Linked DNA regions of Homo sapiens: region 1 is linked to region 2. A link is a loop called in an ENCODE intact Hi-C map of the cell type or tissue named here. Cell type or tissue: GM12878. All regions are shown on one strand. Links, peaks and the distances in the headings refer to the core of each region. The heading gives the core; the rest is flanking DNA. Region 1 has its middle 82 kb from the start of PIK3CG. Region 2 has its middle 19 kb from the start of CBLL1.

Region 1 (2,922 bases), core at 196-2,695, 780 kb before region 2:
GTGTCTGGGACTACAGGCACGCACTACCACACCTGACTAATTTTTGTATTTTTTTCTAGAGTCAGGGTTTTATCCTGTTGTCCAGGCTGATCTTGAACTCCTAAGCTCAAGTGATCCACCCACCTCAGCCTCCCAAAGTGCTGGGATTACAGACGTGAGCCATCATGCCTGGCCTACGTGCTCAAAAAAAAAAAAAAGCTTGAAAGAGTGTTGATGAATGGACCAAGGACAAATTTTGCCTCACAGTTTTGATTAAGATCTACTGGGTTGCCCACCATTTAATTTCTGGGGTCAAACCAGGAAACAACATTTTCTAGTAGAAATACTCAAAGCCTTCCACTTGGCCACAGTTGTATTAGGACTAGAAAGTTTCCCTACCTCTACCCTATTTGCACAAATGAGACCCTACTCATCAAATGCCACTGCATAGAAACAGTTCTATGCTACAGCCAGTTCTATCAATCAATGGCTGAATAGTAGAAATAATGGGGAAAGTATTCTTTGAGGATTTTTAGAAGATGCTCTTGAGCAAAATCTCTCTTTCACATGATCTGTATTTTGTGGTGATATTAAAGACCTTCAGGAATTTCAGCTAACTAGTTTCTTATTTTATTTTGGGGACTTGGCATTAGCAGCAATTCAACTCTCAGTCTTTCACAAACCTAAAGATTTAGCTCCCCGAGGGCCTATTCTCTACCATGAGGTATTAGGACAAATGAGAAAAATACTGAATTCCTTGCAGCCTTAGTCTCATATGCTGAATCTTTTTTCATTCTCATACTTATTGTGCCTTTTTAAAATAAAATTATAAGTTAAGATTCCTACCTTTACTAATTCCATCTATTACCAATATAAGCTTCCCCAGAGCTAAATGGCACCATCCTACTCTCTCCTGTTACATGGGCCATGTAACAGTACATTTGCACATACCTGGCACATATTTGATGCTTTAATGAAAGAGGTACTGTAGGGCCGGGTGCAGTGGCTCACACCTATAATCCCAGCACTTTGGGAGGCCAAGGCAGGTGGATCACCTGAGGTCAGGAGTTCTAGACCAGCCTGGCCAACCTGGTGAAACCACATCTTTACTAAGAATACAAAAATTAGCTGGGCATGGTGGCAAGGGCCTGTAATCCCAGCTACTCCAGAGGCTGACGCAGGAGAATCACTTGAACCTGGGAGGCAGAAGTCGCAGTGAGCTAAGATCATACCATTGCACTCCAGCTTCGACAACAGAGCGAGAATCCGTCTCAAAAAAAAAAAAAGAAAGATAGAAAGAAAAAAACAGAAGTACTGTGATTTACCAGTTTTTGTCTTTATGAAGAAAATTGACAAACAATGACATTTTATGATTTTGTAAATAATGCATCCTTTTCTGGGTAATTATTATTGCCAGTACATTATGAAGTCCTTTGTTTTGTTTTATTTTTTAAATGAGTTCACTTTTGCATTTAAGTGCCTCTTAATACCACTTTTTCTCTTCAATTTGGTAATGAATGGCTCCACATTCTTGCTTCAGTTCAGTGAAGGTTCTTTTTTAAAAGCAGGGCCAGCCAGTTTATAGTCATGCATGTCCTGCCTTAGTGTTGAAGTAGATGCGTTTGCAGAAACCAACCCCCAGGGGTCAGAATTAACCAACTAGAAGTGGCCTTAGGGGTTTTAGTCATTAGCTCAAGAACCCTCAGCTGTCTTTCTCTGGAGAGTATCTTCTTATCTGTTGTGAGAGAATTGAGATTTTCTCCAAAGAACTTTTTTACATCTCTTTACCTGAAGATATCAGAGTAGGTCTGGATGACAAAAAGAAAAGGCAATGTCAAAAATCATTGTGAGTAGGCTAATGAACCCTTTGTATATTGCACAAAAATGTTCCTGAATTGACAATTTAGATAACTATTTTAAGTCTTTCCTAATCCTTTAGCAAGAAATAATGTTCTTTGCTGGTTTTCCAACTTAGACCAAATAGCTTCTATTTTCACACTGATATAATTCTTCCTCCTTGTCTTGAACCCACTGTATGTATCTTTTTAGAAAAAAGTACATTATGTATATATATAAGTTATAATTCATAAAAACTTTTCAGAAAACTATTTCACAGAAGCACATTTGTATCTGACCTCAGATGTAGAGTATGGCAAAGGCAAAAACTAAGAACTAATGTTTAAAATGTTTATGGTGTTAAAATGTCAGGTTAACACTTAATTCAATACTTTTGGAGGATATTCCTATCAGAGTGGCTTCTTATGTTACAGTCAAAATTACTTTCTTGAGAGAAAACAAATATCCCAAAGTTTCTTGCAGCCCAGTTGTTTTCACTTTTGTCCTGTGGAAAGCCAAAGAAAAGCAAAGGCCACCACTCATGGGTAATGACCAAGCTTGAGCACCAGCATAAACTTAACTGTCATCAGAATTCCAGTAACACCTCCATCATCCTTGAACACAGTTATCATCTGTCCCCTTCCCTATTCTGCTCCCAAAATCCAATTTTCCTCCTTCATTCTTATTATCATCTGGATTCCTCATTTGGTGGTAACAAACTTCTTTATTATTCTCAACCTGTTCGAATAAATTCCCTGCTCTCTACTCTCCTTGCATAAGAGAGAAGCTCTGCAGTCCCTGTGACACCACTTTTCTGCAGTCCTCTGGGACTAGGGTAAGAGCTGTTCTGTATTTTCAAGCTCTGTTTGTGTGTATTGCAAGGAAGGTTGCAGAATTCTCCTGTTTCCGCTTCCAAACTATTAATACTTCCTTTAGTCGCTCATTGTCATTCTCATCTCTGACCTCACTACACATTCAACATAAACTCGGCCAATTGGGTCACTTCTTCCACCTGGAGGACTTTAAATCTCCATGCATAAGCCACCTTAGGCTCACAGTACCTTGAGTCTCATGACCACACCTTGAGTTTAATTACTCCTCAGAATT
Region 2 (2,922 bases), core at 273-2,772:
AGAGGTTCTTGCTATATTGCCCAGGCTGGTCTCAAACTCCTGGTGCTCAAGGGATCCTCCCACACACATACATACTTAAAGAGTAGAACTAGTAATGAAAGAAGAATTGAAAATGTACAAGAGGGAATAGATAACTGATGGTGTGTGGACAAAAGACAAGAGGGGATCTAACTTGTATAGGATGAATACTCCCCTTTCTCTGGGATGAAAGGAATTTAGGATGGGATGGGAGTTGGGGGTCAGGAAGTTGAAGGAATGGTTCTGCCACAGGCCTCTCTTTTATTTCTTTCTAAGACAGAAAGGCCAGGACAGATCGACTTCCCAAAATGCTCTTTTCAACTTCTACCCAATTTAATTATGTTCCAATTTGCTTACATCTCCTCTTCACTTTTACCCTTTTATGCTTTTTTTCTGTCAACTTCTCCCCGTCTGGGATCCATCTCCAGCCCCTAGGTCTTCAGCCGATTTAGAGTATTACCATGGCCAGTCTTCTGGGATCACCTTGCCCTTTGATACCCAAATGACAAAACAGTCCATCCTATGTAGGAATTCCAGGCTTTTATTCAATTTCTTTATTAATGAGTGCATTCACATGTTTAAAAGTTTGTCACCTTAATTCTATAACTCAGTTTCAACTGGTATAATAATACATCTCAAAGATGGACACAGCCTTACCTCCCTTAAACATAACTAGGATATGTTTAATAAGATTTTGCTTGAAGGCTTAGGGATAACAGAAAGGAGTCAAGACAGAAAAGTTGAAAAGTATTATAACTCAAATGTCTAGCCCATTTTGTTCTTGCTTTACTAAGAGTTTCTCAGATATCAGAAAAACATCCAATTACAAAAGGATTGTGGATATTTACTTGTCATGTAGAAAAACTGCCTAAAAACCTTATTTGAACTCTTGCTCTTCCAACCAAGTTCTTGTCCCTGTGTCAGCTGTCTACTCCCCTCCCTACTGCCCACAAAGAGTTTCCTTCCACAGAATGTTAGGTACAAAATCTCTGACCTTCAACAGGGTTCTTCTCCAAATCACACCCTGCTACAACATAAGTAGGAGGAATATATTTCTGCAAAACAAAAGCTCCAGTTGTTAGCCAAACCTGACCCTAATTACACTCCTGAGATGGTGAGGTTTAGTATCGTACCATCATACCCAGCTACAGAAAACGAGAGTTTCTCAAAGTTCGTCTGCTGATCCCTGCATCAGAATCTCCTGGGGCCTGGGAATCACAAATCAGAACATGTTTGCTTGTAAGACATCCATTAGGTAATTATTTGGGAGGAAATATCTAGTTTTGGGGCCACAATATATTTATATATCTCTCTCTATATATTGCATTATTGCCATTGCAATAATGCAAAATATTTTACATCTCTTCATGACTTCCAAACTTTTGGTGAAACGTATGTGGGAGACTTTATTTACCTGTGACTGGTGCCACCTAGTGGACACCATCTCCTAAAACGGTTTCTGTCTAGGATTTTTATCTACCTGTCAAATTTGAGGATGATGAAGACAAAGACGAAGATGACTCACAGTCATTAAGTGCTTATTATTTGTTAGGCATTGTGAAAGTTGTGATGCTAGTTATTTAAATTCTTTGGCTAATTTATTTTTTATTTACTTACTTATTATTATTTTTAGGGTCAGGATCTTGCTCTGTTGCCCAGGCAAGAGTGCAGTGGCACAATCACAGTTCACTGCAGCGTCAAACTCCTGGGCTCCAGCAATTGTCCCACCACAGCATCCCAAAGCATTGGGATTACAGGTGTGAGCCACCACACCTGGCCTCACTGGCTAATGTAATTTCCACAAAAACACTACAGGTGGGAACAGGTATCCTCATTTTACAGATAATGGAAATTGAGAAAAAGAAAGGTTAAGTGAATTGCCTAAGGAAGGCCACTCGGGAAGTAAACTGCTGAGTTAAATTCCAGAGCCCAAATCCTTTAACTACTATTCTAAAACACTGAGTCAATTCTACAATTAAAGAAATCAGTACAATTTCTTTTGATAAGTGAATGTTGATGGTGTGGTTTAACACCCTAGAGATAGCTGAAAAAGATTTAAATGTTAACAGGGTCCAAGGAAGCAGGTAGATTGTTCCCTGGGGCATTAATAAAGGGCCAAATAAATGTCCTGAATTGGACACTGGGCAGACAAGATTCATTCTGAATTCCTTTAGGTTAAGGAGAACTAGGCTATCATTTGTATTGCCTCTTATTGCAGGAGATAAGCAAACAGTAACAATAAATAGAATAGCTAAAGTTAGGTGAAGACTGACACTCTCCTCCCCATATAGCAAATTAGATAGAGAGCTCACACTCTGTTCCAACAATCTGGAGTGTTTATTCCTAACAAAGAAAGAGTATATTATTCTCTAGCCTCTCAGTGAGAGATTCACTGCAATTAAGTACCAATCTTTTCTCTTTCTAGTATATTTTATTTTCATGGTACTGTAAAGGATCTTCTGTGCAACTCAGGGAAATTAGGTCATTCCCAGGTATATTAGTCAGCTTGGGCTGCCATAACAAAATGCCATAGACTGGGTGGTGGAAATAGCAGAAATTTATTTTCTCATAGTTCTGGAGGCTGGAAGTCAGATCAGGGTGCTGGCATGACTGGGTTTTGGTGAGACCTCCCTCCTTGGCTTGCAGACAGCAGCCTTCTTGCAGTGTGGCTCACAAGACCTTTCCTCGGGGCAGGCACATGCAAGCTCTCTGGTGTTTCTTCCTATAAGGAAACTAATCCCATCATGAGGGCCCAATCTTCATGACCTCATCTAATGCTAATTACCTCCCAAAGGCCCCATACCCAAATACCATCACTGAGGGTTACAGCATCCACATGAAATTGGGGGAGGATACACTCCATAATATTCTGCCCCCTGGTCCCCCAAAATTCATGTCTTTACT

Evidence for each region. Hi-C counts contacts between places; a loop is a spot of excess contacts. Peaks named below come from ENCODE experiments on the same cell type or tissue, not always from the same donor. Only the 100,000 strongest peaks of a DNase experiment are listed, where the experiment ranks them.
Region 1: a loop joins it to region 2, with 4 times the contacts of the local background. A loop is called at or near these places in 14 of 110 quality-filtered maps.

The regions. Positions count from the first base shown.
Region 1 is chr7:106,945,812-106,948,733 of GRCh38, forward strand. No RefSeq gene overlaps it. Among named protein-coding and RNA genes, the nearest start is that of PIK3CG, 82 kb to the left of the region's middle. In GM12878, for the core only: a CTCF peak has its summit at 1,614 (motif pointing right); a DNase peak (open chromatin) is centred at 1,598.
Region 2 is chr7:107,723,877-107,726,798 of GRCh38, forward strand. No RefSeq gene overlaps it. Among named protein-coding and RNA genes, the nearest start is that of CBLL1, 19 kb to the right of the region's middle. In GM12878, for the core only: a CTCF peak has its summit at 1,443 (motif pointing left); a DNase peak (open chromatin) is centred at 1,445.